Linked DNA regions of Homo sapiens: regions 2, 3, 4 and 5 are each linked to region 1. A link is a loop called in an ENCODE intact Hi-C map of the cell type or tissue named here. Cell type or tissue: ascending aorta. All regions are shown on one strand. Region 1 overlaps RIPPLY2-CYB5R4 (RIPPLY2-CYB5R4 readthrough). Region 2 overlaps CEP162 (centrosomal protein 162). Region 3 overlaps LOC107986620 (a long non-coding RNA gene). Region 4 overlaps CEP162 (centrosomal protein 162). Region 5 overlaps MRAP2 (melanocortin 2 receptor accessory protein 2).

Region 1 (5,000 bases):
TTTTTAAACTCTAACCAGGAACAGACCCAAAAAAGGACTGACTGAGAACTGTTCAGAAGAGCCACTTATTAAAACTAAAATACAACGGTTGTATTAGGAAGGTATACTCCAATGTTTAAATAAATCATTTTTAAATGCCCTAGCAATATTAGGGGTACACTGTATAGCTAATTCATCATAGCAGAGAGGCAGCACAATTTAAAACACATATTCAGAACAATAACTACACTGAGTTTCTCTAGGCAATGTACTGGTAGTACCTGTTCTTAATATCTTTTCATACTAAATTACCTCTTTTGTGTTATATCTGGAATTCTGAGCTCTCAAACAAGTTCTCTGAATAAAAATTACCCATTTTAAAATTACCATTTAGTACTTTGTGTTGTCAGAAATGTAAACTTCAAAATCACAGAATGATAGTCTTAAAGACTAGGAGAACTTTAAGGCAATTTTTAGCCTCATCCAGCACAGGCTTTATCTCTATAATATCTTACAGACAAAGCATCATCCAGCATCTGCTTGAACAGATCCAGTGCCTAGTAGCTCACCACTTTTTTAAAAAGCTCAGTTCAAGGATATCATTTTTTTACCTAAAAACGAATATTGCCTTTTTATACAGAAAGAATTCTTTCTCTCTTGAAAGACACTGCCTATAGTTTTTCATTTGTGCATTTTATATTTATTTGTTTTCAATTTAACCCCAATTGCCTCTGATAAAGACTGTGGGCATCCTACAATAAAATATTTAAATTCAAGTTTGTGAAAGTCTGTGTGTAAAAACTTAAAAACCCACAACAAAATGTGTATTAGAAAAGAAAGTATACCAATTGTCTAACCTCACTAACAGCGTTACTGTGAGCATTTAATATAGTCCTGAACTTCCTAGCAGCCAAAGCCAACAGAGGCACTAGTAACAGTGGTCTCATTATCTAATTTTAAAATTTATTAAAAATAAAACAAAGAAGACTTGCTAGCTCATTAGTTCTTTAAAAGGGAGTAACTCTTGATATTGTGAAGAATTATGAGTCCTCATAAAGGGAACACTAACCACATAACAGATATTACAATTTAACAGTACACAGAAACATCCTTACATGGCATTACTCCCATCCACCCTACCCCTAGGTAACCACTAGTCTACCTTCTGTCTCTATAGATTTGCATATTCTGGACATTTCATACAAATGGGATCATACAATATGTGGTCTTTGTGACTAACTTCTTTCAGGTAGTATAGTGCCTTCAAGATGCATCCATAATGTTGCATGTATCAGTATTTTTTCTTTTTAGGGATGGATAATATTTCTTCTATGGATATACCACATTTTATTTATTTATCAGTGGATGAGCATTTGAGCTGGTTCCACTTTGCTATTGTTTAAATATTTGTCCCCTCTAAAGTTCATGTGGAAATATAATCCCCAATGTGGCAGTACTGAATGGTAGGGCCTTTAAGCGATTGGGTCATCAGGGCAGATTCATGAATTAATGGATTAGTGGGTTCATGGGAGTAGGACTGGTGGCTTTATGAAAAGAGGAAGAGAGAACTGAGCTTGCATGCTCAGCCCCCTTACCATGGGATGCCCTATACTGCATTGGGACTCTTGCAGGGAGTCCCCACTAGCAAGAAGGCTCTCACAAGATGTGGCCTGTTGACCTTGGACTTCTCAGCCTCTATAACTGTAAGAAATAAATTCCTTGTCTTTATGAATTTCCCAGTTTCAGGTATTCCGTTATAAGCAGCAGAAAATGAACTAAGGCACAGTTTTTGGCTATCATGAAGAATGTTGCTATTAACATTCATGTACACGTTTTTGTGTGGACTTATATTTTCGTTTCTCTTGAGTATATACAACTAAAAGTAAATTTGGTGGGTCACAGAGTATTCTATATTTAACCTTTTGAGGCACTGCCAGACTGTTTTCCATTCTTACCAGCAATAGTTAGAGGTTCCAATTTCAGAGAGCTCTTTTTTAGTCACTATTCCAACTCTCCACAGAGAAGAAAAGCCATCTATAAAATCTGAATCACATCACAAATAGCTCAGAAGACCGAATTCAGAACTGGATTACAGCATGCTCCAACTTAATCTCACACCCAGCTCTATATGATAGGGTTTGGTTAAAGGTAGTACAATGCAAGATTAAAGCGACATTTTATACCTACTAATCTATCTTCCAGATGAAGTTCCCACAAATTTTCAGGTTAGGTAACCATACATGTGAACCATAACGGCTCACCAATAAGGAGTGAACTGTATCACCATGGTTCAGGCCACACATCCACTAATTAATAATTTTTCATTTCTTCTTTGTTTACTTCTGAAAGTCAGAGAGTCTCAAAATATGGTCTAGGGACTCCTGAGGGAGCTTAAGACCTTTTTGGTGGCTCAAGGTCAAAAATTCTTCATAGTAATACCAAGATGTTATTTGTCTTTTTCTATTCTCATTCTTTCACAAGTGTAACATTTTCAAGATACTACATGACAAATAAGATAGAATATCGAAGATGCCATGAGAATACAGTCGTCATCTATTAAGCCACACATTAAAGATATTTGCCAAAATGTAAAACAATGCTACTTTTCTATTTTTCATAAACATAGGTACTATTTATAACATATAGTGGGCTCATTATTTGTAAAATTATTTTAAAAATATTCTTTACATTTCTTAATTTTTGAAAGATAAATATCAATAGATATGTCCTAAACAATAGTCCTTGGAGTCTTCAACAATAAAAGAGTAAAGATATTTTAAGACCAAAAAGTTTGAGAACCACTGCTTTAAGTAAAAGCGTTATTTCCGTGATAAGATTAAAAAATAATTTTGGGTTTTGAAATTCAAACAAATATTTAATTCTAAAAGCCCCACATTATATTCATTCAACAAAAATTCATTTAATGCCTATAACGTATATACCAAATATTATGCCAGTATACTGTAGCATTCTTGCAATTATTCACCACTGTTCATTTCCTGTCTATAAAATAAACGAGGAGAAAAGATGTGTTCACACGATAAAATTATGGCATATTTCACTGTATTGAAATGCACAGGTCGATTGTTACAATTACTGTGACTACTTTGCCATCTTGTGTTCAGTAATGAAATTGCACATTATTGTAATTACTTCCTGTCAACTGCTGAGGAAAGGTGTTAAAATATGCAACTGTAGTTAAGGATTTTAATTCTACCCCTCAATTCCATCAATGTTAGCTTCATGCCTTTTGAATCTTTTCTATCACAGGCATAAACAGTTTTCCTAATGAAATGACCCTTTTTATCATTATAAAATGTCTATACCTCTGGTAAGATTCTTTGCCTCATAATCCTTTTTATCAGATACTAATATAGTCCAACCAATAATAAAATTTACTAGCTGGATAGCATACTTTTTCCCAAACATTTACGTTTAGCCTATTTGTGTTTTTAAAGTATACCTCTTATAGACATCATGTAGTCAGGTCTTGATAATACATACATCTACACATGGGTGCACACAAAGAGATAATCTCTATATTATCTATAATTAAGATAATTATCAATAGATAATTATAATTACATGATAGATAATTATTATAAACTATCATTTATAATAGTTTTAATTAGAGTGCTCGATTCATTTACACTTAATTATTAATATGGGAGATTTTACTAATCTCCCTCCCAGCCCCAAGTTTTCTGTTATATGTCTCTGTTTCTCTTTCCCTGCCTTCTTTTGGGTTAACCAAACTTTTTTTAGAATTTCATTTAATCGATTGGCTTTTTGGCCTTCCTCTTTAAATTATTTTTTAAGTGATTGTTCTAGGAACTGTAGTATATATCCTCAACTTTTACCTGCTTACTTAAGAGTTAATATTGTATGCCTTCCCACGTAATATAAGAACCATTTACTGCTCTCTAACTCCTATCCTTTAACTCCACAATACAATGTTATAACTTTTAAAGTCATGTATTTTTTATATGTATTTTTATAAAATGAAGAGGACAAAAAGTAGTATTTTCTCTTACATATTTACCACCTCCTAAATATCTGAACTTCTATCTGGTATCACTAACTTTCAACCTGATGAATGCCTTTTAGCATCTATCTTATATTGCAGATCTACAGGTAATAAATTTCCAGTTTTGGTTTATCTGAAAAAGTCTTTATTTCATCTTTATCCTTCAAGAATTCTGTCTCCCTACGGGTATAGAATTCAGGGTTGATGGTGTTACTTTTCCTTCAGCAGTCGTTTTTATTATTTCCTAGTGTGTTTTCTCTGGCAGCTTTCCAGATTTTCTCCTTGTTAGCTTTTAGCAGTTTAGGATGTGCCTAGATGTTATTTTCTTTGTATTAATTATGTTTAGATTTGCTAAGCCTCTGAATTTACAATTTATGTCTCTCACTAAATTTGTAAAATATATGGCCACTATTTCTTCAAATATTTTTCTGCCCCATTCTTTCATTCCTTTCCTTCTAGAATTCCAATGACACATTTATTAAACATTTTTATTTTGTCTGACAGGCCCCTGAGTCCCTGTTCATTTTATTTCTGATAATTTTCCTCTCTGTTCTTCAGATTTGACATTTATATTCATCTATCTGCAAGTTCATTAAGTCTTGTCTATGTTGCCACCAATCTGCTATTAAGCTCATTCAACAAATTTGTTATTTCATGTATTTTTCAATTCTAAATTTCTATTTTTTAGTTTCTATTCTTCTGAGAGTTTCTATTTTTTATTCATTATATCCATACTTTCCTTTGTTTGTTTGCTTTTTTGAGATGGAGTCTCACTCTGTCACCCAGGCTGGAGTGTAGTGGTGCAATCTCGGCTCACTGCAACCTCTGCTTCCAGGGCTCAGGTGATTCTCCTACCTCAGCCTCCCGAGTAGCTCAGACTATAGGCATGGTCTAATTTTTTGTATTTTTAGTAGAGACAGGGTTTCACCATGTTAGCCAGGATGGTCTTGATCTCCTGATCTCGTGATCCACCCACCTCGGGCTCCCATACTGC
Region 2 (5,000 bases), 340 kb before region 1:
GAAATTCAGATGGTTTAAGGAATATTTTTTCTTCCCTCCTCCTGTCTTCCTACCTGTTTGTTAGTGAAGACAGTTAAGTTCTTCTTGAACATTTTTAAATTGACATTCTTCAAGTCACTGAGGTAGAGTTTTTTGTTTGGCAAGTGGAAGATTGTGTGTGTGTGTGTGTGTGCACGCGCGTGTGCGCCCTGTCATTTTAGAAGTTTAAAAGGTCACTCAGATAACAATATTCTAGTTGGGGAACTACATAGTATAGTGGAAAGTGGACAGGAGTTAGTCAGACATGGGTTTAAATGTGACTTTGTAACACTTACTAACAGTAGCAACTTAAGCAAGTTGCTTAGCCTCTTAGAGCTTCAGTTTCACCATGAGTAAATTTCTGCAGGGTAGTTTAAAGATTAAGTGAGTTAACCTGAGTGTAGATCCTGACATAGAGCAGGCATGTAGTAAATGTTGGTTTCTTTTCCAGAAAAAGTAATGTAGAATGAGATTGAAAAAGGATCAAGAGCAGAGTCCTGGAAAAGTCTGTTAAATAAATGGGCAAAAAGCCAAAGCTATTAAAATAGATGGAGGGGAGTAGCCACAGATCTGAAGAATAACCCGGAGGAAGTGATGCTACTAAAGTCAAGGTAGAGAGTTTCAAGAAGTAAGAGTTTAAGAGTTGATCACCAGTAGCAAATTCCATGATGTGATCAGGGAGGATAACTGACAGTGGTACTTTATTTGTGGCATTTCGGAGGCCTTTGGTGCCTGGAGGAGAGCTGTTTTGGTTGGGAACCAGATTATAAGGGGTTAAGTGAACTCAAGGAGTTGGTATATCAAGGAAATGTGATAGAGTAAAAGGGACGTAGGGATAAGGAATTTTTTTGTTTTGTTCTACTTTTTTTTTTTCAAAGTTGAGTAGAATGCTCATTTTTTCATTCCGCAATTGTGCCTGGTACTATGCTAGGCACTGGAGATGCAGTGCTGAGCAGGTGTATAATCAGAGGGAAGGGCGGGGAGTAGAGAGAGAAGGGAGTGAAGATACAGATATCAAATGGGATAACCAAGGAAGGAAGAACCTAGAGAAGTTCTGCTTGGAGTGGAGGAAAGAATTGTGTTGTCTGAGAGACGAAAGAAGTGCCTTCACAAGTAAGTTTAGTAGTGGAGTGAGGTGGGTGGTGTTTGAAGGTTTTTATTTCTCAGAGAAAAGGGTGACCAAGTTATTGGCTAAGGTGGTGGGGGGTGATACTGAGGTTAGAGCATGGGATTTAGGATTGTAGTAAAAATTGGATTGGAAGAGTAGAAAAAAGCAAATAAGTGTTTATCAATCACTGAAAAAAAATGCTGATTTTTCTTGGTCAATTTCATCCTCCTCTTTACACCCTGAAACTCAGTTCTTCCTTATATTGAAATTCTGTTTCTAGAGTGGTGCTATGCAATTTTGTTCAGCCATTATTTATTCTTAAACCCTAGAGAATGTCTAGAAGACAGGACTGTATCCTCCCGTTTTTTCTTTGCTGAAAAAAATTCTTGATCAAGTTTTACGTCTTTGTTGTTATTCTCCTGGTTTACTTAATTATGAAATTGATGCTCAGAGATGTGTGTCTGATTTTTAAGTTATTTTGGCCAAATATGTTTGTAGCTGTGAAATTATACGTTATTGATGAGAATGTTATTTATCTATGTGATAGCTGAACTGTGAGCGAACTAATAGAAACATGCTTAATGATGAATCTGAGATTCTTGAATTTACACTGTATTTTCAAATTGAATGTCTTATATCTAATTCAGCTTTCAGATGATTCTTTTGAAAATTCAGACAAAACAGCTAGACAATCTAAAAAAGAGATGAAGAAGAAAGATACAGTGCCTTGGTGGATAACTGAAGATGATTTTAAAGATGATGGTAAATGTTGCTGATTTTTAGTTTCAAATTATTTGACCACAAGGGGTCAGTCAAGACTTCTGGATTTTGTTACTTCACTATAAATATATACAGAAAATAATACTAATAGTGTGGATTTTTGAAGTTTGAATTGATTTTCATATAACCAGTACTTTATTATGTATTTATTATGTAATTGAGAATCTGCGTTATAACATTATCAGCTTATTTTACATGGAGATAATTTATATTTACTCAAATTAAGGTGACAATTCAGGTATATTTATTATCATGTTTAATGATAAATTGATTTAAGGTGATTTAATAAGATATTCTGGCAGTATATTAATGTCATTGCATTGGGAAGAGTTTAACAAACCTATAGACCTTGGTATCACAGTTTGTTAATGACAGTAGTAAAAAAAAATTTACTGCCATATGTATATATGTCTCTCATATATATGTATATGATATGCCCAGGCTGAAGGGCAGTAACACAATCATAGCTCATTGTAACTTCAAACTCCTGGACTCAAGCAATCTTCCCACCTCGGCTTTCTGAGTAGCTGGGACTACAGGTACATGCCAACATGCCTGGCTAATTTTTTTTATTTCTTGTAGAGATAGGGTCTCTCACTGTGTTGCCAGGCTGATCTCGAACTTGCCTCAAGCAGTCCTCCCACCTTGGCCTCCCAAAACGCAGAGATTACAAGCCTAAGCCACCACTCCTGGCCTGATAGGTTTACTATACATGATACTGCCACATCTGTAAACAACCCCGACTGCTTCTATTTCAGTACCTACATTCACACCATTTGTGGATCAGTGTTAAGCACAATTTTGTAAAATGATAGAATTTCTGTATCTCTAGGGAAAAAATATACATATGGGCTTTTGGTTTCCCCCCCTCCCCATGAAAATTGAGCCTGAATTCATGTCATAATTAAGACTCTGCATGATCTGACTGGAACCCTGCCTTCTCGTGTACTGTAGCCATAGGTAATCATTCCTCATCTCCTGGAAACACCATAGGCCTCCCTGCCTCTGTGCATTATCTCATGCTTCCTTGCCATTAGAATGCCTTTCCTCTCATCCTTCTTGCCCAATAAAGCCTAGCATCACCACTTTTTGCAGTCCTTCACTCTATCTTCTAGCTCTCTTGTCACAATTAGTTTCTCCTTCATTTTGATGTCAGAACACCATAGTAACACTTACACATTGTGTTGATAGTTGTAACCTATAGGACAACTCCTGCGGTTGGGAGCTTTGCGAGGGTAGGAAACACTTCTTTGTCCTTGTATCCCCTGACCCTCAACATTAAATGATAAATTTGTTTAATAAATGCATGTTAAAGTAGATTTGACAGTTACTTCTCTGTTCTTTTTAATACTGTAATTTAAAGAAATTCCTTATTGAAAAATTCAGTGCATTTTTTATAAATTCTTATGCAACATGCTGAACTTTGTAGTGAAGAATTATGTTTTAGACTCTCTCCCTGCTTTTAATGCTTGAAAAGGATATTATAAGATGAAGTACTGTTGGAATTGTTGACAAAGATTTGGGACACAAAGCCTTTTGTCTAGAAGATAATGAATCAGAGCAGATATATACAACCTAATCCTACAGGAAAAGAATAGCTCCTAGACCAAAAATACTCACATGTAACCTGATTGATGGTATTAATAATTTTTTTAAATGTATCAGAAATAGATTTGATTAGTAAAAGAAGTAAAGAAGGATAGTCAAGAAGCAAACTTTGACAATGTCAGCTTAAACAGCGGGAGGTTTCCCTGCCCACGGGAATAACCTGGTCCCTGATTCAAGCAAACGGTTACTGAGTTTGTATTATGTTCTAAATACTAGGCATTATTATGAAAAGGCAAGACGTGATTCCTGTATCAAGAGTGTAGAACCTTCTGAGGGAGAATTCAACACTCCTCTTGAGAAGAGGAATGCATTATTAATCTTAAGACAGGTACCATTAAACATTAACAGTGAGCGGCTTTTACATTATAATTTTGCTTGTTTCCCAGTTGCCATAGGAATAAAATGTTCGGCTTAGAAGGTGAAACTATCTCATCCTCTTGCTGATTGTATTCTTTATTGTAAATAACTAAACTGGATCTTCGTTTCTGTTATATTAATCTCTTGTGAACTTGGTTAGTGTGAGCTACAACCTCAAGTCGTGCTTTAGAGCCAGGGTGAGACCCTGGACATGTTGCCACTACAGCACACCAACCTTGGCATATACTTTTTCATTTGAAGCATCTATGAATCTCTCTCTTGATTTTTTACAACTTATGGAGGTTATTATTTGATCCAGTAAAACCATTATTCACAGAAAGGCATAAAATAAATTGATTCTTAGCCTTTTCCAAGAGGACACAAATTAGGAACTTGAAGTCAAAATTCGTGACTTCTTAATAAGGCTTCCTCCTACCAAAAGTGATATTTTTTCTAATCTTCATATTTATAGCACACATTTTCAGTCTTCTGGTTTTTGAAGAAAACAAAGAACAAAAGAATATTAAAAAGCAAAAAACAAAAATAAAACATTACTCATAATTATTTACCTTTTCCATATATCAGTTTTTTACAACAAACATATACTATTAAAATAAGGAAATTTTGATACTGTATAGCTTTACCAGTTTTTTCTAGTGCTCTTGGAATACAGAGCAAGACCCTCTGCTGGCCTATGAGGACGAGCACGGTCCAACCATTGACTTCCTGCTCTGGGCTTATTTCCTCTTAGGCTTACGCTCACCATCTGGGTCCAGCCTCACTGGCCTTTTTGCATCTGCAAATGTGGCCTGCCCCTCCCATTGTCATGCTTCTGTACCTACTGTGTCCCCTGCCTGTTCTGGTCTCCCTGGCCTAGTTCACCTAATTATTTCCTGGTCTTTCTTCACATCTTAGCAGAAATGTTACTTCCTCATGGAAATATTCTTGGATTTTCCTGTCTTGGTATACCCCCCCAATTAATCTTATATAATTCCTTCAAAGCAGAGTTGTAATTCACATTTAACTTTGCTCTGTGAATACTGCTGCTTCTCTGGTAACCTCCAATGGTTACTGTTTTCTTTGCCACGTCTCTTGTTCCATTAGACTTGGAAAAGGAGTAGGTTATTGT
Region 3 (5,000 bases), 530 kb before region 1:
TTTCTTTTTATATTATACAATTAAATATTTGATAAATCCCAAAATCCCAGTGTTAAGTGAATGCCAGCTACTCCTCAGTATGTTTTTTTTTTTTGCAGATAAATAAATTTGATGTTGACTTATTTTGTGTACAATGATTTATAAACATAGTGACATTACTCTGTGTTTTCAAGAGCTAACAGCAGTGAAAAGATATAGGTGGGCAAATTTTGATTCTTCCAAAATGCCTAAGTAAAAGCACCATATTAAATTCAGGTGTCAGTCCTGATGGTTCTCTGTATGTTCATTTGTGTGAAATTTTGCACTCATTGAAGTTAACTATCCACCTGACACTATAAAACAGTACAACCACGATATAAGCCACTCACACTGACCACATCTGCAAATATTTTTTTCTCTAAATTTCAGACCCATTAATGAAGATGTGATTGTTTCTCTATGACCTTTTAGCTTTCTCCAAATCCTAGGAGACGTGCTGTTTCTCTTCCTTACCCTACTGAACCACACGTGTTCCCATTCACAATGAGCATCTCTTATCTCATAGTGTTCCCACCTCACCATTTAAGGAAAGGTTCAGGACTCCCCAAGATTCAGGACTGAAAATGAAGCGTAAATCTTACGGGCTAATAAGCACGGCAGTTACTTCAATAAAATGTTACTTAAAAGTCAATAGGCTGCACATGTTAAAGACATTAGAGCTGTTAACAGACCATTGTAAAGTAAGCAGAATCTTTAATAACCTGCATGCAATGTTGCACGATTCCATTTTCAGCTCAGGGCAGGTTTAGCTCTGGCACTGAGGCACTGGGCTCATGGTATGAGCCACTCTTGCATTCTCAGAATTAACAATCCAACAGGACTGGATCCAGGGCTAAAATCTCAGGGCTCTAGGAAAGCTTAAAACTCAGATAGTTTTGCCTTGCACCTATCTTTAGCTTAGAGACAGTGAAACTGCTTGACGCTGTGCATCAGACCCAACTTTCTCTGATGCCTGAGTCTCTGAGCCTTCAGTCTGAGAAGCAAGAGACACAGAACTGTTAATGAGAGCTGGCTGCAGTATTCTGGAGAAACTAGACGAAACCCAAGGGGCACCTTTAATGCATACTTCCAGAGACTGAATTGTAAGCTAGAGAAGGCTAATTATGAAAGAAGTATATGACCACAGCCAAAGAACAACTGGACAAAATTAGTTCTGAAGCATTTTATTCTACTTTGCTCCTGAAGGAAAGCAAGATGCTAGTTTTGTCTGAAGTTTCTTTTATACTCCCCCAAACTGGAATATTTGTGTCTTAAACTACTACTTTGAATGACACCTAATCTCACAGACACCAAACAAACAAAATATAAGGGTGAAACTCATAGAACATTGTATTACTTAGAGGGTGGTAATGCCTGCTTTTCTGATGTTTCTAGGCTCTTTTTCATTTCAGAGTATGTAGGCTTCTAGATGGAAAAAAGACAATGAAGAAAAACAAATTTTCTTTCCAGTCCTGGCAACTTTTATATTTTGACAAACACACAAAGATTTTTTTAGCCTGAATTATTAAAAGAATGAAAACTGATTAGAAATTCTATTCATAAATTTAAACTAACTAATAACCTTTCCCTTATGGCAATTCATCTTATGTCCTGACCATTTTCATTCATAGATGGAATTTATAGACCTTCCCTTTAGAATGGAATCTCCACCTCAAATTTGAGAAAGTCATGTTACTAAAGATAATAGTAATTTGGGAAGGGGCAAGGAGGGATGAATCAGAGGCTGGGTTACAACTGAAGATTATTATAAAAAGAATGTGATAACTGTACAGAAATTCTTACTTTTAGAAGTTCTAATAATCTCACCACCTAAATGATCTATATTTTTGTTTGACGTATTCCATTTCAGGCTTTGTCCATAGGCATATGAATTAATTGGAACCTAATAAACACAACACTTTGCATATGTGTTTTTTCACTTAACACGTTACTAAAATTACTTTTTCATAATTCTCTGCAAACTTTATTATCACTTAGAATATTCCACTGAGTTGAGGCATATAAGATGTAGCCATTCTCTAATTGTTGTACATTTAACTTGCTTCTCAATTATTTTTTGATAATTAATTTGAAGTACCTACTCTAAGATCAACTTCTCAGATGGCAATGATAAGAGGGTGAGAGAAATGGATGCAAAAGAGAATGACACGGGAGTTGTTCCTTCAAAACCACTGAAGAGTTCTGAGAAGTGATGTCAGGGAAGCAGAAGATTGCTGGCCATAATAACTAAGAAGGAATATACTAATAAATGATGAGGCAATGTAGCAAAAAGGGGGCAGAGAGGATAAAATATGAGGTGATTCCCTCTGTCCCCCAAAGATAGAACCAAAACAACAAAAATGAGGGTAAGCAAAGAGCCGTGGCATCCCACTTGGGAAACAGTGCCAAATATGGCAGTGAGATGAGGCATTCCCTAGAATTTCACAGAGTGACTAAGTATGCAATGACTGGGAGAGGCTCCAACAATGCATTTAGGGAAGGAGTTGGAAGAGAGAAGGAACTGCAAAACTAGCTCTCAGTGAGCATTTAAGTACTTATTTAGTTGTCTAATGCCTTTACTCTCAGTTCATGAGTAGAACAACTAGTTAGTTCTGCTTCTATATCTGACACAGAGTGTGGCCAAGGACAACTTCTTTCCTTTTTAGTTTCCCCTCAACTATCACAGGAGGGTAATACCTTGGAGCTCTCCCCTGGTCTATTGTGTGGGCTAATGAGGGGTTGTAAAGCATGATATATGAGTAATGTGTGGTGTAAAATATTTAACACCTCTCTTGAGAAAGAAAATCCTAATTGTTCACCTGAAACTGTCTCCCTCACCAATTAATTCCAGTTTAGGAGATTGACACAAGGGGTTCCCCCAAATCAAGTCCATGCCTATGAAGGGTTTAGACAGGTGATAGAGTGAAATTCCACCCCTACCCCCACACACAAAACCACAAGGCTCTTTGGAGGAATTACTGCCTCCAACAGACCAGCCAACCTGCCCCTGTGCTTTGCAGGTAATATTTTCATAAAAGGGGTTTCTTTTTTCTCAGTTTGCCTGGTAAGAACATTTAGAAAGTAACGAGTAGCTACTGAAGCTAACCAGGGACATTTTTCTATCCAGGGATTTTTCATTATGTTCAACATTTGGAAATTTCAACTAAAGATAATTGCAGGTAAGCGTCCACCAACCGATGTATTGATTTTCCACTGTAGTTTTTAAAATGGGTACTTGTACACAAAAGACCTCCTTCCTGTATATTTCAGCTCTCCAGGGTACAATTACATGAAATTATTCAGCAGCCAAGTTTGCTTTGTATCACTTCACTGGGTAAGGACACAGAGAAAGCTGCTCCCTGTGGCACTGAAAGCTGCAAATCTTTTTTGCCTAAATGTTTAACAGCCACATTCATCATGGTCTCATAACAAGGCCGCCCACAGACAACATAGTTCACTTGTTTTCGCCCTATTGTTAAGAGTTTACCAGAAAGACCAACTCAGGTCATAGCATTGATTTTATATTCCAACTAATTGTACATTGGGTTATAATGGTCTTGAAGGTTCAACATTGGACTGGTGTCATAAAAATTGATTTTTCATACCATTTGCAAATCTTCCAGTACTATCTATAGTTTAGAAGTTCTTGCATAATATTTACATTTTTTGAGTAGCAAAATCTGAAACAAACTATAGCTAATTTGATAACCATAATATACTTGAAAAAACACTTTTCAATATATAGTGCATTATTTCATTTATTCCTTAGAGTAATTCATTAGAGTAGGTTTAATGGTAATATAACGGATTAGCAGAAAATGTCTTATTTGCTTCTGTTCTGTTTGATAATGTTTAACAGAGCTGGGCAAAGAATTTATTCCTTTAACCTTTGAACCCCTGCTTCAACATAAAAATAAATAGGCTTATTTGTATTTTGTTTTTGTTTTCTTTTTCCATCTAACATTTATTAAACTCAGTGTGCCAGGCTTGAAGCAAAGCCCTTTACATACATTGTCACATTTAAGCAGGAGACAGGTAAAGAATTTGACTGGGGTTCATAGAAGTCCTTCAATTATTTTCCTCCTGAAAAGAGCAAATATAAACTTCTGTATAGATGATACATGAGGGTAACAATAAAGCCCCTCTCCCACAAAGATTTTGGCTATAAAGAAGGGTAGGGGAGCTGCCTTCTGAAAGTGAAACTGTAAAACCAAAAATTAATGGAAGAGCTTAGAGATTTTTTTCAAAGACTTTAAGCAAGATAGATTGTCTCCAAGACCAGAGCAAGAATGAGACTTCAGTATGGGGATTTATATGCACTAAGGAAAAAAAACGAAGATCCACAAAGAGATGGGACAGCCATGGACGCCTCAGAAGGGATGACTTAGGTGCATGTCCGGGCGGGAGGGGCTGCTTCTGGCTCTAGAATGTGACTTAGTCAACCTCAAAACTAAGTTTACCTTTTAGGGGTAACCAGGGTCCCTTGGTACTAACCTCTGAGTTACAAAATAAACTCTATGTTATCTGATTCCACAGACCCCAAGACCTCTTCTAATGATGATATGACTTCCCTGCCAGATGCTACCAGGAGATAATTCATTAACAAAGCTGCTGTCAGTGCTGACAGATCGGTGGTAAAATAATAAGTTAGTTACTTATACATCTAGTTCTATAAGTTTTGTGAATTTGAGTATGCTCCTGAAAAATAGGCCACTAGCAACATCCGAGGGCTGCAAACTTCAGGACTACAGTCTGGACTGTGATAAAGTCACCAGGGGAAATACCAAAACCGTGCTCTTCCAAGGTGCCTTTTAAAAATTATTTAACATTATAAAAAGTTTTTAACCATGAGAACATTACTTGCTTCCATATGAGACTAAAGATCATACTAAACCATGACAAAATACTTAAGATGCTTTCAGTATCTTTTTTAAATAAACCTTATATAAATAAGAATAAAATCTTATTTACAGATGAGGAAA
Region 4 (5,000 bases), 310 kb before region 1:
TAGATGTCTGTTAAGTTGATATTCAGAAAAGAGTTATAAGGACACAAGACATAGATTTGGGAGTCATAAGCATATGGGTAATAGTTGAAGCTAAAAGTCTTCATGAAGTTAGCCAGGCCAAAAAACTAGTAAGTGAGAGGCATTCAAAAGAAGAGGGCTGAAGATGGAGCCCTGAAATGAACTATAGACCGCAAGAGTTGGAAAATTGCCCTCAAAATTATGGTAATAACAAAAAGAAGAAGGCATGCAGAAGAAACAGTTACAGGAAAAAAAACAATGTTTGACTTCTCTGCCTTTTGGCTAAGATAAAGTGAAAAAGATAATGTCAGATGTCTCACATAGTTGAAGAGAACTAAATACAAATGGAGTTGGTCATTAGGAAATTGCTTTTGATCATAGCAGCTTTAGCAGGATGTTGGAATACATTGGATTGCAAAGTTGGAGGAGTGAATTCATTGTGGTTGAAAAAGTGCAAATGACAAGATGCTTGGTGGTACAGAGAAGCAGAGAGAATGGTAATGGTAAAGGAGAGGTAGAATCCGTCAAAGGAATTTTTTAGTTTGGGAAACTTAAGAATAGTTATGCAGAGGGGGTCGATTAAGAATAGTAGGAGAAAGAACAATGACGAGTGAAAGCAGATTTTATGCTTACCACATCAGGACACGCCTCAGTTTGCTAAAAGAGTTGTTGAGCCTGCTATGAATCCATGCTGGTAGGCCATAGCTGCAAATTACCTAGTTAGTACTTAACTCTACTTTTATATTCCTAACAGGTTAAGGAATGATATTAGTGTTTTATCGTTCTCATGTATTTGTGATGTAATTATTTCTGGTGATTACGTTTATTTCAACAGGTGTTTCTTATGGACAAAGCAGTAGTGACGTTGAAGCCCTACATCAAGCTTATTGTCATATAGCCCATTCATTGGGAGATGAAGACAAACAAAAAATTGAGAGTAACACAGTGGAAGATATCAAGAGCTCAGTGAAAGGTCATCCTCAAGAAAATGAAGAGAATTCAAAAAACATCTCTACTATGGAATCTGGTAAAAACTTACAGATGAATTTTTCAATTATTTGATATCCTTTCTAAAGAGTTTTTAGTGTAATATAATTAAAATACAATTTGCTGTAGTGATTGTTTCTCAGTCTCTGAGCTTAATTAAAGAAATTTTTTCAGCCAGGCGAGGTGGCTGATGCCTGTAATCCCAGCACTTTGGGAGGCCGAGGTGGGTGGATCACGAGGTCAAGAGATTGAGACCATCCTGGGCAACATGGTGAAACCCCATCTCTACTAAAAATACAAAAATTAGCTGGGCATGGTGGCACACGCCTATAGTCCCAGCTACTCGGGAGCCTGAGGCAGGAGAATCACTTGAACACGGGAGACGAAGGTTGCAGTGAGCCAATATTGCGCCACTGCTCCTCCAGCCTGGCAACAGAGTGAGACTCTGCCTTAAAAAAAAAAAAAAAAGATTTTTTCAAATGAAATACAGGAACCCTTGGTTTAACTATAAAATTAGAGCCAAACACAAAACGAAATTTCACTTTCTTTTCTTTTCTTTTTTTTTTTTTGAGACGGAGTCTTGCTCTGTCGCCCAGGCTGGAGTGCAATGGCACGATCTCGGCTCACAGCAGCCTCCGCCACCCTGGTTCAAGCAATTCTCTTGCCTCAGCCTCCTGCATAGCTGGGATTACAGGTGCCTGCTGCCATGCCCAGCTAATTTTTGTCTTTTTAGTAGAGATGGGGTTTTGGCATGTTGGTCAGGCTGCTCTCGAACTCCTGACCTCAGGTGATCCACCTGCCTTGGCCTCCCAAAGTGCTGAGATTACAGGCATGAGCCACTGCGCCTGGCCCAGTTTCTTTTCTAATATGCCTTGATCAAATTAAGAAGTCATTTAAAGGGATATTTTTTACTCTTTTGTATGTACGTATATTAAAGTTGTATTTTGTTAGACAACAGTATTTCAGGATCAACCAAATATGTACTTAGCGTGTGTGTATGTATAGATATTTTTTGATAAATATATTTGATATTGATATTTGAGATATTTATTTGATATTTCATAAGAAAGGAAGTTTTCCTGGTATAAGGAAACTTAAGACGGAAAACTAGGTTTATTGCATGTACCGTTTTATTAACTGTGTCAGAGAAAATATAATTTTGGTGTTATTACACATGTAAATTAAGCAACCTACATAACATTTTTCGTTTCTACTTTTTTTTCCACCTCTTAGATCTGCCCACAGTAGAGGAGCTGATGAAACCTATCAGAATAGATTCCTTTGGGATCAGTGGTTTTGATTTACAACCTGTCAGGTATGAATTTTTTATTTATTGTTTTGTCATTGGAAACTTTTATAGTCATTTGTTCTATGTAATCATTCCTAGTGAATGATTAATGACTAATACTAGCTTGACTCTACCTGTGAGTCATAACTCTCTTCTTTTTATATTTGTCCTTACTCAAGTCATCAAAATTCTAGGGCTAAATGAAAAAATAAATAGATGCTATAAAAAAACTGGGGCCACTAAATAGTCCTAAAGGTTTTCACTGAAAAATACAGTCTCCTCAGCTTTAAATAGTGCCGGAACAGTTCATTCATGATGAGGGAGAAAGTGAATTTTATTATGTTTATGAGTCATAGATTTCCTTCTTTATAAACCAGTTAGTTTTGACTTAGTCACAGACTGGCTGTCATCTCACAGGGTGAGTTTGTAGCCACAAGAGAAATGGTCCTCATTAAAATGCTTCAGGTCCAATACAGTTTAGTGGAAGTATGTGTGACCCACTGTCATTCTTCAACACGGAGTAACATGTCACAGTAACCTTGTAATAGACAGCGTTGCTTTTATGTAGCACTGAAATGTCATGTCCAGTCTCCCACGTGATCCTCATAACAAGTAGAGAATGCATCTTTATGCCCATAATTCAAGAAATGCACCTGAGATTAACTCAATTTACTGGTAGATGATAACAGCTAACATTTTTCACATTTACTTTGGGCACATACTATACGTATATTATTTAATTTAACCTTACAGCATCTCCATGGGTTATACTCCATTATTATCCCTATTTCATAGACAAGAAGATTGAAGCCTAAGAGATTAAAATAAATAAAGCCATTGCCCAAGGTCATATAGTTGTAGACCAGGAACACAGGCCATCCATGTGCTTAACCACTTACATTGTCAGGTCTTTGATCTCCATAAAATACTTCTGTGAAATAGTCTGTCATCCATTCATGTTGTCATTTGTTCATTTGTGTCTTCAACAGACATGTTTTCAGCCTCCTTCCTATACTGTATCCTCATGATGTAAATCCACATGTGGTGATCTCCTGGCCTTGTTTCTACATTTGTGTGAGTTGAGAAAAAAATGATGCAGTGAACCTTCCACTAAAATTCATTCACTTCAATGCTAAGTGTAGTAGTCTTCCATTGATCTGTAGTGCTAATTAGTATTTTTAAAGGAGAGATGGTACCACTCATCATTGCTGTTTGGGAGTATGTTAGCGGTAACTACAGAGATTTTCTTACACATCTTATATCTTTGTTGTTATAGGTAAAACCATTTCAGTAATAGGAATTCTAAAACAGATTTTTACATTTGTGTTTAAAAGCTTAAAACAGATATTTTGAAGGTATAACAGTAATCATACGTAATAGAAATGTCAGTAATATGATCTTTAGTACACATACCTAAAAATTTTTTGGTAAACTATGGAGTAAATGACCCTAGCTGCTATAACATAATCCTTGAAATCTTAGTAGCTTGTCATCAAAAATGTATTTCTTGCTCACATCACTATCCCTTGTGGGTCAGTGGGGTTGGATTGGGGCTCTGCTCCACACAGTCATTTAGGAACCCAGGCTGCTTGTCATCAACACATAGTTTTAAGATTGTTATGACATCATCCAACCAGTCAGTAAGGAAAGAAAGAGAATGGTTTTGCGTCCTTTCTTTTAACTGCCTTAATACAGAAGTTTCATATCACTTCAGCTCACATTCCATTGGTAGGAACCAGCACATCTAGCTAACTAGGTCCAAGGAGGCTGTGAAATGTCGTTTGTTTCTGTGCCAAGAAAGAAAAATGAGTTTGGTCAGTATCTAGTCAGTCTCTGCCAGGATATACCTTTCTAATAACAAAATATCAATTTCACTCTTCTTCATACACAGACCAACTTATCCCCTTCCCCAAGCAGGCAGCCCCAAGTCCCATTCAGGGCTATATGCATCTGAAAGGCCAGGATTTCCAGGTGAAGTGCAGTCCTCTCCATCAGGTTTGAGTATGCTTCTCGTTGTGTACCAATGGTTGAATTAAAAAGACAGGGTTATAATTAAAAAGACAGGGTTATATACTTCCTCACCCCCATCCCAATATATAATGGTGGAACCAGTAGATACACCCTTTCAGCAAGGAAAAGTATGAGGAAAACACAGCAATCAATGTTACAACTTTGAGAACCACTGGAAAGAACTTGTAAAGGCCCCCTACCTTGGGAATAGGGGTTTATTTTCCTTGATTAGGTTATTATTCTATTAAGAAGGGGCTACCTTAAATCAGTTATTCTATATAGCCCCTCATTCCATTCCTTGGAGGATTTGTCTTGTATGTTATCACCATTGGCTACAACTGAAGTGAATTTTAGGTTGAGGGGTATGCCCATCTTGGGGGATACACTCCCTTCTCAATCCACTTCCTGCCCACAGGTAGCTTTAAGGTTCCCAGTCACTGACTTTTGGGTTTCTTTTTTTTTTTTCTTTTGAACAGGGTTATGGTTTTTTACATTATATTCTTTCAGAAAGTTTCGTAACTTAATAATCGCTTTGGTCCCAGTGAATTCCATGTGCCAATAATGAAACTTAGAGTTCTTTGCTACCCAGAATCTATAAGGAACTTAAGCAAATTTACAAGCAAAAAACAACCTCATTAAAAAGTAGGCTGGGCACGGTGGCTTACGCCTGTAATCCCAGCACTTTGGGAGGCTGAGG
Region 5 (5,000 bases), 170 kb before region 1:
CTATGCAACAATGGAGATGAGCAACCTAAGGTTTTGTTTGTTTGCTTTTCTTGCTTCCAGTGGGTTTGGAGGAAACTAAGTTTAATAAAATGGAGTGAATAAAGAAAAACAGGCAGCAAAAGTTGCATAGTGGATCTTGCAGAAGATACTCAACAGAAGTCCACAACTTGTCCAACTGCTTACTCCTGAAATTTATGATATTTTCAGGATTTCCCAAGTATCTTTGTTAACTGTGACTATTTTAGACCAAAAAATCCTGACTTCTTTGGGAGAAGATGGTTGCACTGCGCAGCACGGATACCGAAGGTGATAAGTCAATGCAGCCTGTGTTCAATAACTGTGTTTGAGCACCTACTGTGTGCAAGACACCGCACACTGTGGGGTGGGCAGAGATGCCTGAGACAGATCAGTACTCCACAGACCTTCCCTTATAATGGAGAAAGGAAGACAAAGTGACAAATAGCAGTAACATAAGGGAAAATCTGAATGAAATGTCAGCGGTAACAAAGATTCACTGAGCAGTCACCAGTCATCTTGAGCTTCAAGATTCTTGAAGCAGCCCCACTTCAAGAGCTTTCTGAGGTTTCTTTCGCCCGCATCCGTCCCCACTGCCTCCAGGGCACAATCCTCAGGGAAGCTGAGGCAAAATCACCACCACCCTTCCACCCCACTTCTGCATCACTCTCCCCTTTCCCTTACCCCTTCTTTCCCATCCCAGACATGGACTCCACAAAAAAAGACTCCAACCCCACATCATCATACTGTTCAAAGGATGGGCCCAAAAAGCCTAAAATATTTACTTTCTGGTATTTTATAGAAAAAGTTTGCCAATCCCTGCTCTAGAGCCCTGAAAAATCTGAGCTTCAGTTTTCCCACTAGTAACATGAAGATGATTATAGTACCCACTTCATGGAGTTGCCATAAAAGTTAAATGTGATGTTGCATGAAAAATTAAGAAAAATATTAGCAGGCAGCACAACTATTATTAATTAGAAATGCTGATCTTGAATAGAAAAGCCTCGCTTTGTTCTTCAGACACACCCAACTCCCTGGTCAGCCAATTCTTATCAAATGCACCAAGTGTTAATTGATTGATTCAAGCAATCTACCTGCCTCAGCCTCCAGAGTGTTGGGATTACAACTGTGAGCCACGGTGCCTAGACAAATAAATAAAACTATGACAAAAAATTACTTAAAGGCATTTAGATCATTTAAAAGTTAAAATGATCAACATTTACATCCTGGGATTCATGCTATTCTACCAACTCAAAAATAAAATGATAATCTTTCTCTCCTTTTTTTATTAAGGAAAATAAGATGAAGTCTGGTTTGATCATATCATTTTTAGTAGAAATCAACATTACAGCTACTATAATAGCAGAGCAGAGGGAGGGACTAAACTTCATCTGGAATAGAAAAATAGGGAAAAGTACTTAAAGGAATAAAGAAAATAAAGATGGAGGGTGTCGTCTATTCAGCACACCACAGAACCGAGAGCTGTTCTCCCACGGCCACGCAGTTCTCAATGTCAGCACACGGTGGGGACCCCCATTTGTGGCTACCAGGTTCCACAAGACCAGTCAGAAAGCAGCAGTAACACCACCCTCATGGGGCCGGTCAGTGTGTAAGAGTTAACTGTAAGGAATATCAACCACCCACCCTACAATAGAGACATGCCTTCTTTTACTCCCCCTTACACTATTCCCTTTCATCTAAACGAACTATTTAGGGATGGATTACTAAAGGGCATTACCAAAGGGTAATGAAAGCTACATGTGCAAAAGTCCTGAAGGTGGGAAGAGAGGAGCAAAGCTCTGACAAACACTGAGAGACAAGAATGAGTGAATACCAGAGCCAGCCTACAGGAGGTTCTCATTCTGCAGAATGAAATGTGACACCAGCTCTCCCCAGGCAGCCACCAGTTGCCTGGGTAGCCTTCAAACAAAAGGAGGGGCATTTGTCTCCACTGCCTCTTTCCTCTCACTTCTTGAATCCCAAAGATAGCTTTGGAGGACAGAACCTCTGACCTCTTCTTTAAAGCAGTCACCTAGTGCCCTTGAAAAAGTCCACAAGGCATTATTTTTTCATGCAAGCCTCAAATTAATCAGCTTAGGCCATCAGATGCACAAAGACCAACAACAAACATACGGCAGTGCTAGGGAAGTGTTCTGTGTTGTCCCCATTACCAAGCCCAGCAATGACTCTCCAAGCTTTGCTGAAACATAAGCTGGGAACTGCCAGCATGTCCAAGTAGCAGCCCCCAGAGTCTGCTATTCCCGCCACAGTGTGCATGATCTCGGCCACCCACGCAGTGAGGGAGGCAGCCTGGCCCTGAGCCTCACTCCCTGGGGTGCTGACAGGCCGGCAGCTGCTCTCTCTTGAACACAACAGCAGGAAGCGGCAGCTCCACGGGCAGCTGCTCTCTGTATGGCTGCCACTCCTGAGAACCACCCTCTCCGCACCGAGATTTTCTTAATGTCAGATTTCTTCATAAAATTAGAGTCATGAAAAATAACTTCTTTGACAGGAAACATATCCTAAACAAGCTTCCAGGAGCATGAGGGAGAGACTAAATTGCTCTTTTGAACAGCTGAAAGCATCACTGCCAACAAAAGCAAAAATGAAGATTAGGACTGCATCCGAAAGCTAGCCCTGAAAGGAAGCTTACCTTTTCCAGGTGTGCACAGGGTAGTGTGGCCCAGGCCAGCCCATTGTTGGGGAAGACGGGAGATCACAAACCCAAACAGAGAAAGCGTGGTGAGCAGGCCCAGACACCTCTCATTAAACCATCACCCCTTCTCCAACCCACATTCCCATCACTTTCATCCCTTCTTTGGACTATCCAATCTTTCCTGCTCCAACCCAGGTTCCCACACCACTCCTGGGCACTCTCTTTTCCTCCCCGCTCCCCTTTTTTTGAGACAAGGTCTTACTCTATTGCCCAGGTAGGAATGCGATGGTATGATCACAGTTCACTGCAGCATTGACCTCCCTGGCTGAAACGATCCTCCTGCCCCAGCCTCCCAAAGTGCTGAGATTACATGCATGAGCCACCACACCTGGCCTCTTTTCCTTCTTTTATTTTGAGGCGAGTCTTGCTCTGTCACCCAGGCTGGAGTGCAGTGGTGCAATCTCTGCTCACTGCCACCTCTGCCTCCTGAGTTCAAGTGATTCTCCCGCCTCAGCCTCCCAAGAAACTGGGACTCCAGGCACATGCCACCAGATCCAGCTAATTTTTGTATTTTTGGTGTAGACAGGGTTTTGCCATGCTGGCCAGGCTGGTCTACAAACTCCTGACCTCAGGTGATCTGCCTGCCTGGGCCTTCTAAAGTGCTGGGATTATAGGTGTAGTCACCGTGCCCAGTCCTCTCTACCTTCTTAAAAATGGATCAAGCAATTCTCTCCACCTCCCTGAATTTGAGGAGATGTACTCAGACATAGAACTTCTCAAAGAGTGAATAAATGTCTTTGTGTCAATATCCCTGGTGGATTACGATGGTATGCATGTTAAGGGGGCTGCTTCTTTGGAGTTAGACACTTTTTTTCCATGTTAAGGGGTAAACATCAGCAGATGAGTTTTACAAGTGACCACCAACCCAGGCACAGGACTAGCACATTAAGAAGAAATCCAAAAGGTGCCAGAAACCCTGAAAAATGAGCATGCCCCCACACAAACATGCACACAACTGACAGCACAGCTACTAAGGCATTCCAAGAAACTGCCAGCCAGTGCCACAAATCCAAAGACCTATGCTGACCAGTTTGTACAGGGGAAGACCTAATGGCCAGTCAGATGATCAAAGTTCCCAATTGCAATGACTCTCTCACCTTCCTCTTCAATCCTCAAACTCCAAAAGTAGGCATGCCACCCAGGACCACCAACCTCTGATCTGGCCCAGGCCAGAAAGGTCTTTTCAGTTACCTGTTCTTATCCTTCTTCCTCTTACTTCCAGGAATGACTGTCCCCCGCACAACATAGAGAAGTCACCCTTGTGACTCATAACGCTGTCTTTCCTCCAGCAAGGAGACTTGAGAAACCAAAGATAAAGCTCAGACACGCTGCACTTTGGTGGCTGATGAGCCCAAGGTGGGAACTTCAGAATCGCAACTTTAGAAGCTTAATTTCCTCCTTGCACAGAACAATGGTGCACCCAGCTTACTCGTGCCTAGGGTAGGGCCACACAGAAAATGAGAGACTTCAAGGTTATGAATCACACTCTGAGCCAGCTGGATCTTCTTAAAGCATCTCTATAAGGCAATGCCTCCCAGCAAGGGATCATGCTTGACCCTCTCAAAGCTGCCACAGTGTCCTCCCAGGGCAGTACTTTAAAAAAACAGTAACATGGTGTTATTCTCAAGTTTACTTCTGCTTTTTATAGAGTCTGCGTGAACCATCACCTTCTACTGGCACTTCCCACTTAATTCCCAGGTCTGCTGATTCTTTTTCTGTGAATCCATTTTAAGTCAGTGATGTCTTTCCTGGGGCGTGGATTTTTCTCTCCTCCAATTAAAGAAAAAAGGTCATGCTTCCAGGACTTTGTAGTCTTCTCCTCCTCACGACTATTTTGACTCGAGTATGACTCTTACTTTTGAAGTCTGATGCTCTGGCCACTCAATTCAGTCTAGAGACATTACACGCACGTACACACACACACACATGAATGCACGCACGCTGGGCTCTTCGTTTTCAAATGGACATACTTCCCACATTTTTCTACACTGCCAAGTTTTATGCCATTCTCTAGTGTATCCTAGAAAGTACTCAATTACCCAGCAGTCCTCAAAAAATGGTGACTGACAGCTAACAAGAGAATTCAGGATGTATCTATTTCCTGCCTATCCCCCCTTCTCCTGTGCACATAAGCAACTTGTTTCCAGCAGCAAGACAGCTAACCAAAAGTGTTCCCAAGCCTGAAGACTTCTTCCATCTTAACATAAAAATCAATGCCAATAGAAGATCAACTTCCAAAAACAGAAATGGGACTTAATATTTTACACTG

What was found. Peaks named below come from ENCODE experiments on the same cell type or tissue, not always from the same donor. Only the 100,000 strongest peaks of a DNase experiment are listed, where the experiment ranks them.
Region 2: a loop joins it to region 1, with 10 times the contacts of the local background. A loop is called at or near these places in 97 of 110 quality-filtered maps.
Region 3: it touches region 1 in a loop (2.7-fold over the local background); 8 of 110 quality-filtered maps call a loop at or near these places.
Region 4: it touches region 1 in a loop (4-fold over the local background); 3 of 110 quality-filtered maps call a loop at or near these places.
Region 5: it touches region 1 in a loop (2.3-fold over the local background); 4 of 110 quality-filtered maps call a loop at or near these places.

The regions. Positions count from the first base shown.
Region 1 is chr6:83,882,739-83,887,738 of GRCh38, reverse strand. The region is part of intron 4 of RIPPLY2-CYB5R4 (RIPPLY2-CYB5R4 readthrough); the gene reads right to left. All of the region lies in intron 2 of CYB5R4 (cytochrome b5 reductase 4), which reads right to left. Among named protein-coding and RNA genes, the nearest start is that of CYB5R4, 26 kb to the right of the region's middle. RefSeq lists a silencer at 3,054-3,123. In ascending aorta, a CTCF peak has its summit at 3,100 (motif pointing left); no DNase peak of the experiment used is centred here; H3K27ac peaks cover 1,053 bases.
Region 2 is chr6:84,217,945-84,222,944 of GRCh38, reverse strand. CEP162 (centrosomal protein 162) reads left to right here. Exons shown (of 27, transcript NM_014895.4): 3 at 1,774-1,888. Among named protein-coding and RNA genes, the nearest start is that of CEP162, 7.2 kb to the left of the region's middle. In ascending aorta, a CTCF peak has its summit at 1,938 (motif pointing right); no DNase peak of the experiment used is centred here.
Region 3 is chr6:84,409,003-84,414,002 of GRCh38, reverse strand. All of the region lies in intron 1 of LOC107986620 (a long non-coding RNA gene), which reads right to left. Among named protein-coding and RNA genes, the nearest start is that of LINC01611, 63 kb to the left of the region's middle. In ascending aorta, no CTCF peak of the experiment used is centred here; a DNase peak (open chromatin) is centred at 2,461; H3K27ac peaks cover 1,055 bases.
Region 4 is chr6:84,190,929-84,195,928 of GRCh38, reverse strand. It overlaps CEP162 (centrosomal protein 162), which reads left to right. Exons shown (of 27, transcript NM_014895.4): 10 at 854-1,045; 11 at 2,239-2,320. Among named protein-coding and RNA genes, the nearest start is that of CEP162, 34 kb to the left of the region's middle. In ascending aorta, no CTCF peak of the experiment used is centred here; no DNase peak of the experiment used is centred here; H3K27ac peaks cover 2,383 bases.
Region 5 is chr6:84,049,641-84,054,640 of GRCh38, reverse strand. All of the region lies in intron 1 of MRAP2 (melanocortin 2 receptor accessory protein 2), which reads right to left. Among named protein-coding and RNA genes, the nearest start is that of MRAP2, 18 kb to the right of the region's middle. RefSeq lists an enhancer at 1,015-2,867. In ascending aorta, no CTCF peak of the experiment used is centred here; a DNase peak (open chromatin) is centred at 2,330; H3K4me3 peaks cover 996 bases; H3K27ac peaks cover 3,464 bases.